Linked DNA regions of Homo sapiens: all the other regions are linked to region 1. Evidence: chromatin contacts called from ENCODE Hi-C or POLR2A ChIA-PET data. All regions are on one chromosome and are shown on one strand. The core of a region is the stretch at or near the end of the contact, and the rest is flanking DNA. Distances in the headings are between cores, read along the strand shown. Region 1 holds the start of LRRC37B (leucine rich repeat containing 37B). Region 2 overlaps RHBDL3 (rhomboid like 3). Region 3 holds the start of RHBDL3 (rhomboid like 3).

Evidence for each region. Hi-C counts contacts between places; a loop is a spot of excess contacts on that map. ChIA-PET counts read pairs that join two places held with the same protein, here RNA polymerase II (POLR2A). Pooled maps may share reads with other maps.
Region 2: a map of endothelial cell of umbilical vein shows a loop between it and region 1 (4-fold over the local background). The contact joins the enhancer-like site here to the promoter of LRRC37B in region 1. A Hi-C loop is called at or near these places in 5 of 168 maps with a recorded cell type or tissue (B cell, IMR-90, chondrocyte and 2 more), 3 of 37 single-sample maps with no recorded cell type and 10 of 50 pooled maps. POLR2A ChIA-PET finds 5 or more read pairs at or near these places in 1 of 52 experiments (OCI-LY7).
Region 3: a pooled map shows a loop between it and region 1 (2.0-fold over the local background). The contact joins the promoter of RHBDL3 here to the promoter of LRRC37B in region 1. A Hi-C loop is called at or near these places in 1 of 50 pooled maps.

What each region holds. Positions count from the first base shown.
Region 1 is chr17:32,004,529-32,008,792 of GRCh38, forward strand. LRRC37B (leucine rich repeat containing 37B) reads left to right here and starts at 2,855. Exons shown (of 15, transcript NM_001321350.2): 1 at 2,855-3,604. LOC124903972 reads right to left here and starts at 3,179. Exons shown (of 4, transcript XM_047437248.1): 1 at 2,848-3,179; 2 at 2,079-2,177. The coding sequence starts at 3,179. RefSeq lists an enhancer at 1,856-2,778 and silencers at 2,821-2,870, 2,911-3,260.
Region 2 is chr17:32,308,960-32,313,223 of GRCh38, forward strand. The region is part of intron 7 of RHBDL3 (rhomboid like 3); the gene reads left to right. Among named protein-coding and RNA genes, the nearest start is that of C17orf75, 31 kb to the right of the region's middle. Within about 2 kb of position 2,117, at least 2 of the 41 ENCODE cell types and tissues checked have a DNase peak (open chromatin) inside an H3K27ac peak, as active enhancers do; they include OCI-LY7, where a contact is called at or near this core.
Region 3 is chr17:32,264,060-32,268,323 of GRCh38, forward strand. It overlaps RHBDL3 (rhomboid like 3), which reads left to right and starts at 1,773. Exons shown (of 9, transcript NM_138328.3): 1 at 1,773-2,241; 2 at 3,843-3,866. The coding sequence starts at 2,131. It overlaps LOC105371731 (a long non-coding RNA gene), which reads right to left and starts at 1,392. Exons shown (of 3, transcript XR_934665.2): 1 at 1,206-1,392; 2 at 687-837.

The DNA.
Region 1 (4,264 bases), core at 1,605-4,104:
GGCTAATGTGCTTAGAAGATATGTGGACATGGACAAAACACAACCTCTCTGAGTCTCTAAGACATTTTATTTATCTCACTTGTAAAATGAGGATATAATAAAACCTGCCTGTGTGCCACTATAAGACTTAAAAGTATAATGATGAGGCATCTACCATAGTGCCTGGGCACATTAGTGATCAATAAATGTTAAATATTATTGTTAAGGTAGTAAATGAATAAAAATTCAGCAGCATTACAGGAATGAGTCACTCAGTAATTCTGAAGAAAGAAGGGCTATATTAAATCATAGATAAAAGGATACTGGTGGAGTACCCTTATTCTGAAAATCTGAAATCCAAAATGCTCCAAGGTCCAAAAGTTTTTGAGTGTCAACATGCTGTTCAAAGGAAATGCTCATTAGAGCATTTCAGATTTTCAGATTAGAAATGATCAACTGGTAAGTAGAATGCAAATATTCCAAAAATGCCCAAAACACTTCTGATCCAAAGCATTTTAGGTAAGGATGCTCAACCTATACAGTATTCACTGACTTAACATTTTTCTTCTTGAAGCCACAGAAAGATAAATTCATTAAAGCATAAAGGAGCAAAACAGCAAATACCTGCTAATCCATTCAAAGAAGAGTTGGGTTTTTTTGGTCTATTTTGTTTAACTTTTCTCTTTTTTTTGGTGGGGGGGAGGGGGTGGTGAAGGAGTCTCGCTCTGTTGCCCAGGCTGGAGTGCAGTGGCATGGTCTCCGCTCACCACAACCTCCGCCTTCCAGGTTCAAGCGATTCTCCTGCCTCAGCCTCCTGAGTAGCTAGGACTATGGGCACATGCCACCATGCCCGGCTAATTTTTGTGTTTTAAGTAGAGATGGGGTTTCACTATGTTGGCCAGGCTAACCTCGAACTTCTGGGCTCAAGTGATCCACCCACCTGGCTTCCTAAAGTGCTGGGATTACAGGTCTGAGCCACCACACCTGGCCACCCTCTTCAAACAAAATATGAGCATTTCCATTGGCCTAGGTCTTCACCTTGTCTACTTTATTGACTTACATTACTTACCTAGTCCCTGAAGACATAACACACATTTGCCACCCTTAGAGCTCAACCAAACTGTATTGAATGCATGTATTTGGCAATTAGTGCTTGTATTTTAATTTTCATTTCACATATGTGTTCCATTTTCCTAACTAGATTGAAATAAGCCATCTCCTATTAGGTATTTTTCTTTCTTTTTTAAAAATTTTGAGACAGGGTCTTGCTCTGTCACTCAGGCTGGAGTGCAGAGGTGCAATCATGGCTCAGTGCAACATCCACCTCCCAGGCTCAAGCGATCCTGCCCCCTCACCCTCTGGCGTAGCTGGGACCACAGGTGCGCACCACCATGCCCGGCTAATTTTTCAATTTTTTTCTAGAGACGAGGTCCTGCTATGTTGCCCAGGCTAGTCTCAAACTCTTGACCTCAAGCAATCGTCCGGCTTTGGCTTCTCAAAGGGCTGGGATTGCAGGCATGAGCTATCGCGCCCGGCCAAGTATTTTTGTTTAAATTACTTTTTGGTTGTCACTTATCTCAATAAATATTAACATATGTTTACGAAACCTTTCTTTTTCTTTTTTTTTTTTTTTTTTTTTTTTTTTTTTTGAGACGGAGTCTCGCTCTGTCTCCCAGGCTGGAGTGCAGTGGCGCGATCTCGGTTCACTGCAACCTCCGCCTCCCGGATTTTACGCCATTCTCCTGCCTCAGCCTCCCGAGTAGCTGGGACTACAGGCGTGCACCACCTACGCCCGGCTAATTTTTTTTGTATTTTTAGTAGAGATGGGGTTTCACTGTGCTAGCCAGGATGGTCTCGAACTCCTGACCTTGTGATCCGCCCGCCTCGGCCTCCCAAAGTGCTGGGATTACAGGCGTCAGCCACTGTGCCCGGCAAACCTTTCTCTTATCTGAAGAACTGACCTCAACCACTCAGGGTTGAGTCCCTGTGATAAGGTTTGAGGGTGCCTGAACTGTCACCATGATTCGTCCCCTGGGCTGAGCTCAAACCTAGTGATTTGTCAGGTAAATAAATTAAGGTTATTTCCCGATAATACAGACCTGTAACACCGTGAAGTAGGTTTTAGGCAGGATTCCCTCTTTTCCACTGCAAAGGAGAGGTAAGTTCTTGCTAAGGTGGTCAGGCTCCTAGCTGGGACACTGGGAAGGTGGCGGGAGATTGGAACATGCAGTAGTTGCATTCTGGAGTTTACTGAGGCTTTCCGAGTGGGGATCCCATGCAACAGGTCTTAGGGACCCCCCTCCCTCCAGGCGTGGCAGCCCGGGGTGTGGCTCCTGGCACAGATCCGGAGCAGTTGTCATCGGAGTCAATTCAGGACTCCACTTCCAAGCTTCGGAGTTTCCTAAATTCTGGGGGCTTGTCTCCCTGTACCCCACCCCGACTAATTTTCCTCGGTCGCTGGCGCTGCCCCGTCCCTTAGGTCGCTCGGGCCGCCCCCCTCCGCGACTTTTTTTTTCTTTCTCTCGCTGCCTCTTTCAGCCTCAGTTTCCCTAGAGGGCGGGAGGGGAACGATATTTGGGGGCTCTCCTGCCTTCCTCTCCGAGCCGCGGAAGGGGAGTCGCGGGAAGGAGACCCGGCAGGCTTTGGGCTCCAGCCAGGGGTCCGCGGAGACTGTGGTCTCCGAAGGCCTTAGACGCGGGGCTTGTCAGGAGCTGCGGGCCTCTTTCAGCCGCGCCACCCGCACCCGGAGCGCCGTGCTGCGCCAAGTCCAGGCGCCCCGAGCTCTCCGCCCCCGACTCAATGCTCCCGCGCTCCCCCTAGCGGCCGCCGCGCCACCTCGCCCCCTTCCCAGGCTGGGCGGCGGCGCACCTCACGTGACCGCGCTCCTGTAGAGGGAAGAAACAAGGTGGCGGTTGAAGGCGATCTTGAGTGGGGCCCCAGCAATTCGGTTGAGCCTTCTCCCTCCACTCGCTTCCGCCGGCCGGGCCCCTCCCGCCCAGCCCCTCGGGCCTCCCAACCCGGCCCCGGCGCTCCCCACCGCCGCCACTGCGCCCGGCCCTCCCCGTCAGCTTTCCCTTCTCCCGCCGCCTGGGCTCCAACAAGAGGGGCCGGCGGGGCAGGCCGACCAAGCAGCCCGCGGCTCCCGCTGCGGAGCGCTGCGCCCCGGCCCCGCCGCCGCCGCCGCCCACGTCCGGACCCATCGGGGGCTCCCCTCGCCGATACGCGGTAGTAGCCGGGGCAGGTGGGCAGCCGCCAGGCTGAGGTGGCGCCCAAGACGCGGCTGAGCTCGCCCAGGGTGGGCAGCAGTAGCCGGAGGAAGCCACCGCCGCCGGCCCGCCCCGCGCCGGCACCAGCGCACGGGCCCGGCGGGGGCGCGGGGGCAGCCACCTAGCCCGGACCACCGCAGCCCGGAGGGCTGTCAACAGAGTGGTGTATGATGACTACGAGAGCGAGGAGGAGGAGTAAGAGGAGGGGGGCGGCGATGCCGAGGAGACCCAGGAGTCTGAGGACAACTAGGAGGATGACATGGAGGAGGACGACGATGACTCCGATTATCCGGAGGAGCTGGAAGATGACGACGAGGACGCCAGTTACTCCACGGAAAGCAGCTTCAGCAGCACTCCAGGTACCCACCCAGCGCAGTTGCTGCAGACTCATTCCCCACCTCCTCTCCCCTCCCCCCTTGCTCACTTATGTGCTGTGCATCCCGCTCCGATCTCCCGCCAACCCCGCCGACCCCTAAACTTTAGAGGGGAAATGGGAGGGCACATCAAGTGGCAAAAAACTAGATTTATAAGAGGAAAGAAGCACATTGTTCAAAATGGAGATTGCATTGTTGCAGGCCGCACTCGCTTGCTCCCCGTCCCCCCAACTCCCTTTTTTTCTCCTCAAAATTTGTGCCAGTGCAGTGTCTCCACCGGGCAGGATTGAAACTTTGGCAAACACATATCCATTGCATTCATTTTTCTCCCCTTGTTTTGGTGTGGTTTTCTGGAATGAAAGAAGCCTCTTGTTTTGCAAACCTCTTTGCATTTCTAATGTGTTTCCTTTCGGATTTTCATTATATATCTGTTCCTTAAAAGGGAATTAAGGATTTGTACAGATTGTGGCACACAGACACACAGAAAAACATGCCTGTGTTCACACCCCTAGCTGTGGTTTTTAAATTGTGTTAAGGAAACGGATCATTTTGGTTAGTAGGGGAACTTTACCTGGTCCTGTGTGTTTGTTTTTATTCTTCGAGTGCTGACGGGCTAGTGCAACAGTTGCTGGTAAATGGCTGATT
Region 2 (4,264 bases), core at 867-3,366, 300 kb after region 1:
GGAAGCTGAGGCAGTAGAATCACTTGAACCTAGGAGGCAGAGGTTGCAGTGAGCCGAGATCACACCATTGCACTCTAGCCTGGGTGACAGAGAGAGAGAGACCCTGTCTCAAAAAAAAATTGCCCTTTCTATGGGCCATCAGCATTTGAATATTGGCAAATTCATATCGTTCTACCTAATAGATATACTATTGTTTTCAGCTTCAAAATGAAGGTTTGGAGTGTGTGTGTGTGTGTGTGTGTGTGTGTGTGTGTGTGAGATACACAGTAAAGTACCTCATCAGAACTAAAAGTAGAAAAAGCATGGACTTGGGCTGGGCGCGGTGGCTCACGCCTGTAATCCCGGCACTTTGGGAGGGCGAGGCAGGCGGATCAACTGAGGTTGGGAGTTTGCGACCAGCCTGACCAACATGGAGAAACCCCGTCTCTACTAAAAATACAAAATTAGCTGGGTGTGGTGGTGCATACCTGTAATCCCAGCTACTCGGGAGGCTGAGGCAGGAGAATTGTTTGAACCCAGGAGGTGGAGGTTGTGGTGAGCCGAGATCACGCCATTGCACTCCAACCTGGGCAACAAGAGCGAAACTCTGTCTCAAAAAAGAAAAGAAAAAGCATGGACTTGAGAGAAAATCCACATTTGAGTACCAATGTCACCATCTTAATAGCTATGAGTCTATTACTCAACTTCTTGGAGCCCCAGTTGTCTCATCGGTAATCCCATCTTCACAAAACAGTTGTTTGGGAGATGAAAAAATGGACAAAATATTTCAACAAAAGATCTGGAATGCAAAAAGCCCTATAATCAAGACTTCTTTTTTTTTTTTTTTTTTTTTTTTTTTGAGACAGGGTTTCGCTGTGTCACCCAGGCTGGAGTGCAATGGGGTGATCTCGGGTCACCACAACCTCCACCTCCTGGGTTCAAGCGATCCTCTTGCCTCAGCCCCCCGAGTAGCTGGGACCACGGGCTCGTGCCACCATGCCTAGCTAACCATGTTGCCCAGGCTGGTCTCGAACTCCTGAACTCAAGTGATCCACCCACCTCAGCCTCCCAAAATGCTGGGATTACAGGCGTGAGCCACCATGCCCCGCCAAGACTTCTTATTTTAAACACTAGAAATATACAGATACACCTAATTGAATAATTTATTAATTGCCTCCTGCTGGCCAGAGTTCCATTTTTTAATCTACAAGATATTTACTTACACTTCGCTCTGTATGATTGATGTTTTCCCAAAATGTTTGAGGTCTGAATTTTCACAAACTGAACCACATTGTCAAAGCACAAGGGAAGATGGTTGCCTAACAGACACTAAAGATTTCTGTTATAAAGTTTACTTTATTGGCCGGGCGTGGTGGCTCATGCCTGTAATCCCTGCACTTTGGGAGGCCGAGGTGGGCAGATCACGAGGTCAGGAGATCAAGACCATCCTGGCTAATACGTGAAACCCCATATCTACTAAAAAATACAAAAAACTGGCTGGTGCGGTGGCTCATGCCTGTAATCTCAGCACTTTGGGAGGCTGAGGCAGGCGGATCACAAGGTCAGGAGTTCGAGACCAGCCTGGCCAATATGGTGAAACCCCATCTCAACTAAAAATACAAAAATTAGGTGGGCGTGGTGGCAGGTGCCTGTAGTCCCAGCTACTCAGAAGGCTGAGGCAGAAGAATCGCTTGAACTCGGGAGGCGGAGGTTGCAGTGAGCCAAGATCGTGCCACTGCACTCCAGCCTGGGCGACAGATAGAGACTCCGTCTAAAAAAAATATATATATAAAAAATTAGCCAGGCGTGGTGGCGGGCACCTGTGGTCCCAGCTACTCAGGATGCTGAGGCAGGAGAATGGCTTGAAACTGGGAGGCAGAGCTTGCAGTGAGCCGAGATCACACCACTGCACTTCAGCCTGGGCGACAGAGTCAGGCTCCATCTCAAAAAAAAAAAAAAAAAAAAGGTTTACTTTATTAAGGAAAAATATTTTTGTAGGACAAAGAATCAACTCCCTAATTTATCTGCGTCATACTTTCACATTCCCTGTGTTGGGTTTTCTTGAAGTCATTTCACAAGAAACCGTTTCTACCAGGGATAGATATAGAAAGCTGTATTGGAATGGAAGCTCCCTGCCTGGCTTTCAGCCTCTGCACTCTTAACCCGTTTGGGTGAGCAAGATGCTGAGGGGACTGGTTACCAACTTGTTCGCTGTGGGTGAGTACTATCTCACTCTTTGAGGCTCTGGGAGAATGAAATTAAAGGGCCTGCAAAAGGTTTGTATTCCCCAAAGATCTGCAGGCTTTCCAGCTTTTATAGCAGCAGCAGTGCTGGCTGCATGTGAGATTTTTTTTCTTCTCTCCCGTTGTTTCAGTGCACTGATTTTATTGGCGGGAATATTGGATTAGGGAAGTAAGGCAGCTGGTTGGAAGCGGGGACTCTCTAGTTTAACCCCTCGGCTGCTGGGAGGCAGGTCATATTTACTGGCGTTTTTTCGCTCCATTTGTGGGCAGCTGGGACAGACGGCCCAGGCACATGGAATGTGACCTCTGAAGTGTGGGTGGACAGAGCCCTGGACCAGGAGCCCAGTCAGCTCACCATTCACTCACTGTGACCTTGAACCAGCCCTCCTGAATCCTCAGTTTCTTCTTCCCTAAAGTGTGCGGCAGAGGGATGGACTGGATCAGCTTGGCAAGCTCCAGGGCTTTCAGGGTCCAGGCAGATGTTGTAAACTCATAAAGCGGGCCTGGGAGGTGCTGTGGCAAAACTGGAGTCATTCAGATTCAGATTTTTTCAAGCCACTCTGCAGGGCAAACTCCCCGTCTTTGTCTCAGGTCAAGATACTGTCACACATTTAGATGATGCCTACTGTGTGCCAGGCAGTGGTCTTAGTGCTTTACATATATTAATTCATTTCATTCTCACAACCACCTGATGAGGTGGGGAACTGAGATAAGGGGCAGTTGTTATCTCAAATTCACAAATGAAAATGACAGAGAAGAAGGAATTCTGAGCCACCCCACTGATGGCCAACCAGGCCAAAAATAAGGATGGCGCATTTAACATCTATCCCAGATAGGGCCCAGGAGGGGCATGGAGGCTGGAGACCTCAGATAAAGGAGAGAGCTGTCCATACATTCTAACTTACTTTGCCTGATATTATCACTCAGGACATAGTGAAAGAGACACTGTCTTCAGATAAGATATTCACTTAGGCCAGGCTTGGTGGCTCACGCCCTACAATCCCAGCACTTTGGGAGGCCGAGGAAGGTGAATTGCTCGAGCCCAGGAGTTCTGAACCAGCCTGGGCAACATAGGGAGACCCCATCTCTACAAAAATTTAAAAATTAGCCGGGTGTGGTACAGTGTGCCTACAGTCCCAGCTAGTTGGGAGGCTGAGGTGGGAGGATCACTTGAGCCCAGAAGGTCAAGGCTGCAGTGAGTCGTGATCATGCCACTTCACTCCAGCCTGGGCAATAGAGTAAGACCCTGTCTCAAAAGGAAAAAAAAGAAAAATAATAAGATATTTACTCAGAGGGGGCCGAGCACAAATGGCTCATGCCTGTAATCCCAGCACTTTTTGTTTTGTTGTTGTTTTGAGACAGAGTCTCACCCTTTGCCCAGGCTGGAGTACAGTGGCGCAATATCGTCTCACTGCAGCCTCCACCTCCCAGGTTCAAGCAATTCTTGTGCCTCAGCCTCCAGAGTAGCTGGGGTTACAGGCATGTACCACCACACCCAGCTAATTTTTTTATATGTTTAGTAGAGATGGGGTTTTGCTGTTTGCCAGGCTGGTCTTGAGCTCCTGGCCTCAAGTGATCCGCCTGCGTCAGCCTCCCAAAGTGCTGGGATTACAGGCCTGAGCCACCACACCTGGCCTGTTGTTTTTGAGAAAGGGTCTCACTCTGTTGTCCAGGCCAGAGTGTGCTGGTGCAATTTCAGCTCACTGCAACCTCCACCTCCTGGGCTCAAGCGATCATCCCACCTCAGCCTCCTGAGTAGCTGGCACTACAAGTGCACACCACCACGCCCAGCTAATTTTTTATAGAGGCAGGGTTTCGCCATGTTGCCCATGCTGGTCTCGAACTCTCAGGCTCAAGCATTCCTCCTGCCTTGGCCTCTCCCAAAGCACTGGGATTACAGGCGTGAGCACCTAGCCTGTAATCCCAGCACTTTGGGAGGCCGAGGCTGGAGGACCACTTGAGGCCAGGAGTTCAAGACCAACCTGACAACATAGTGAAGTTCCATATCTACAAAAAATAAAAAATTTAGCCAGGTGTGGTGG
Region 3 (4,264 bases), core at 523-3,022, 260 kb after region 1:
ACCCTTGTGTTGAATGTGACTGTCACCCCCAATTATCCATTTCTGGAGGGCAGGGTCTGGTTCTTATCCACCTCTGTATTCTCAAAGCTCTGTCATTGGTACTTAGTAGGAGCTTAATACATGTTCAGGAACAGAACTGAGCCTGCTAAGCTCCCTTCCCCACGAAGGGATGACAGAGTTGGATATGTTGATAAGAGCTGTCCCTGGGCTGATGAAGAGGCAGCTCCCTGGGTAGCTGGTATCAGAACACTGTCCAGGGTGGCTGGGCATCCCAGCAGAGTGGCCAACCCTTTTCTGTGCCCTTCTCCTTCCAGTTCCCCTGGAACCAGACTTCCTGGCCCACTTCTCTAGTCCCAGAGATCTAAGTATAACAGAGCCAACACCCATACCGGTCATGCAAATGACAGCCTGGGATGCGGGAGGCAGCGACACAGACCCCAGGGCCCCAGCGGTCATTTGTCCTTCTGGGCTCCTCTTCACAAAGGAATCAGCCTCTCTTCTGTCCCCTGAAGGCTGTTTTCAAAATCACACCCCATGCAGACAGTTTTATTTACAAGGAAATCTTGGCAGGATCTTGACTTGTTAGTAGAGTAGGGATGGGGAGGAGGGTGGTGAGAAACAAAAATAGTTGAAATGATCACACTTTCTGAAACAGAGATGAAAATTGGTGTCTGTAGCAAACTCACCTAATTAGAATCAAGTGAATTCCCTTCTCGGTGTTTAAGGGGAGCAGTCATTGCTGGGTGATGGTCGCAGTTCGGATCCTGGGCACGGGGTTATGTCTTTGCTTTCTGAAGATGACTGCATTAGTTGCAGCTCTCACTAATGGAAAGGAGCCTGTTCCGTTTCCCAGAGGAAGGAAGAGGGCAAAGACTAGTGAGTGAGTGGGTGGTGGGAAGAGGAAAGCAAGAGGAGTGGAAGGGCACAGCCTTGGTGTGGGCTGGGGACTGACTGCGAGATGCCTCCTGGAGAAGCTCCTGAGCCTCTGGGGAGAGCTGGCCCCTGCCAGGCCGGCCACTAGCACCATTTACAGCCAGAGCCTCTGCTTCGGGAGATGGTCTCTCTTGGGGGCGCTTTCCTGCAGGGAAACAGCATCGATTGTTTTCTTTAAAAGATCCCCTACTCCGTTTTGGCTAACTTCCTTTCTGATTGCTTTAGTTTCTTTACCGTCCCTCTCCCCAGATGGGGCATTTCCCTGGGCTTACCTTTGTCCATGTGGTCAAATGAAGCCTGGGCATGGTCACTTAGCTCTGGGTGTAGGAAGGGCAAGATTTAGGCTTTGGGGCCCACGACCCCGCAATCTGACTTCTCCCATTTCTGGGCCTCCCGAGACCTCCCAGAATCTGAGACCGCAGTGAATAGGGCGTAAGGATAATGGGGCGGGAGGCAGGAATCCCGTCCTTACAACATCGCGCCCCCAATTCACTCCTAGTTAACCCTGACGTCGCCAACATAGTGTCTCCATCACATATCTGCCACCTCCAAGTGATGGTTAAGCCGATGGAAGAGCCAAGCCCGGGCCCGGAGTGCAGGCCGGTGGTGACCGGGCCGGGGACGGCGCAGTCCCCATCCCCGCCCCGGGCAGCGCCACCACTTCCTCGCCAGCCCCGCCGCAGCCCTCCCGCTCCCGGGCCGCGCCGCTCTGACCGACTGGGCCCGGGTGGCGGCGCCCGGGGTGGGGTGCGGGGCGGGGGCCGGCGTTCCCCGCGAGCAGCCCCGCCCCCGCCCGCGCGCCGCCCCCGAGGACTCCGCGGGGAGGAGGAGACTCGGGCGCAGAGCGGGGGCCGCGAGAAGCGGGAAGGGAGCGCGGGGAGCGGCGGGGCCGGGGCCGGCCCAAGGGCGCCCTCGCCTCGGAGCCGGGCGCGAGGGCCGGGGCGGAGGCGGAGGCCGGCGGGGCAGCTAGCGCAGTGAAGTTTGGCGGCGGAGGGGCCGGGCGTCCCGGGGTCGCGAGGAGGCGGCGGCGGCGCGGGGACCGGGGCCATGGGGGCGGGCGCGGGCTGCGGAGCGGGCGCGGAGGCGGCGCGGCGCGCACTGAGCCCCTGGAGCGGCGCGGCCGCCGCGGCGCAAAGTTAGCCCGGCGCCCCGGGACGAGCCCCGCAGCCGCCGCCGCCCCCGGACCCCGTCTCGGCCATGGGCGAGCACCCCAGCCCGGGCCCCGCGGTGGCCGCCTGCGCCGAGGCGGAGCGCATCGAGGAGCTGGAACCCGAGGCCGAGGAGCGGCTGCCCGCGGCGCCGGAGGACGTGAGTGCCCCCTCCCCGCCCGGCAAACTTTCTAGGGGGCGCCGGGGGGAAAAGCCGCCCCTGTCTCGCCCCACGCCGGGCAACTTGGAGGTTTCAGGGTGACGCGGGAGCGCCCCGGATTGGCCGGGTCCCCGCGGGCAGGAGGGGGCGGAGGGACCGGTCTCCCCGAAACGCGCGCGCACCGCTTCCCCCGCTCTGGTTCCCGCGGCTTCCCTGCGGGACACAGCACCGCCACTGCGCCGCGGACCTGTCACCGCCGGAGCCCCCTCCCCGCCGCTGGTGCAGTGCCCGGGACACGGCGTTTTCCCGCAGAGGCGGCCGCGTCACGGCGGTGACTCCCCCTCCCCTCACGCCCGCGACCTGCGAGCTCCCGGAGCTGGGGAAGGAGCGGACGCCGCAGAGTCCCCGTCCCTGGCCATGCAAGCCGGCCTGGCGACCCCTTCCTCCGCTCCCGGATTAGCTCCCGCCCGGCACCTGCCTTGCCGCGACACTGATTGAAATTCAAGCCGGCCCCCGCCTCTGACCCCGGCCGGAGCAGGGAGGCAAAGAGTGCTGGGAGCGGCTTTGCTCCTAGAAGGAGGCCCGGGAGTCCAAGACCGTGGCGGTGCCAGGGGACGGTCCCCTGGGCGAGGAGAGGGAGGGGCTGCCCCGAGGGCTTCCCCGCCGTCTGCTGCTCGGGTCTCCATCCCTCCGGTCCTGCGGGCCGGCCCTGCGAAGCCCTGGGAACTGGAGTTTCTTGGGTTAACCTCCCGGGGCTAACCTACACATAGGGGTGAAAAACCGGGCAGACACCCTGCCCTGCCCACTCCTCCCTCAGGGTGGGGAGATGGAAGTGAAACCAGGCCCCCAACCCACACAACGAAAGCGGGAAAGTCTGAATGGGGTTGGGGGGTAGTTTACGATCTTCTCTCTTTGGCGTCTGCGGTTAAATCTATCACTTCCTTCTGGCCCTAAACCCCTGGCAGAATCTGATGTAGTCACCACTTAGACTCAGCCTTGGAAGAGAATGGGTGGGCTTCACCGCATTCGGCATTCACCACCCCCCCTTCCCCGCAAAAAAACAAAAAACGAACAAACAAACAAAAAACTGCAGGCAAAATGTTAGTGTTTATGCAGAGGTGAGTTCTCCTGGGGGGGGAGGGGGGGGCTCTAGCTCCCAGCAGGTGAGACTCATTGCGCCGGGGTCTGATGGAATTGCACCTGGCCATGCTCTCCCAGGCCTGGGAGTAGCTGTGGACATAAGCTTTAGGCAGCAGAAATTATTAGAGGCGCTTGGACATATTTGGACGCCTTTATTTAGTAATTGTTGAGAATCACTTGTTCTGCCAGTTCCAGAACCAGCAACACCCACCTTGCCGCCCCCGCCCCCACCCCATCCCTTACTGTGAGTTTCCTCCCTCTGCTCAGTGTGGACTCATTGGGGAGCTCCTCCCAGACTTCCCCTGCTCTCCTGTGGCCAGTCCCTGAGCCTGGTCATGACTCCTGGGCAGCCGCTGGGAGGCTATGTCAGAAACATCCGAGGACTACAGAGACCTTGGTGATAAGTGTGTCTTTCTTTCTCTCCTCTTCTTCCTCTCCTGCATGGCCTCCCTCTCTGCCAGCACTGGAAAGTCCTGTTTGATCAGGTATGTGAGCAGTTAACCCCCCATTTCCTTCCAGCCCTCCCTGAAATCGGTCTCAGTCTCCCTGCTTGCGTGGGCTTCCCTAGCTCCGCGCTCCTGAGATGGTGACGTGGGGTGGGGGTGTGGCTTTGTGCATCTCTAGGGCTGAACGACACTGCTCTCCAGGTATCAGGAGGAAGAGATGGGCTCCCCTGAGAGGATCTCCCTCCTGCCTCCTCCCTACTCTGCTGCACCAGAGCCGGGTTTACACCATGTAGAAATTGGACGTTATATATTGAATGCCTGGGAAATCCTCCATATGCCAGGGGATTGCAGTAGGGGGCTGGAGAGGTGGGGGAAGGGCTTGGGCTGACAATCCCTCTCCGTTTCTACCTCCACTATGGAGGGTCCATGGCCACCGC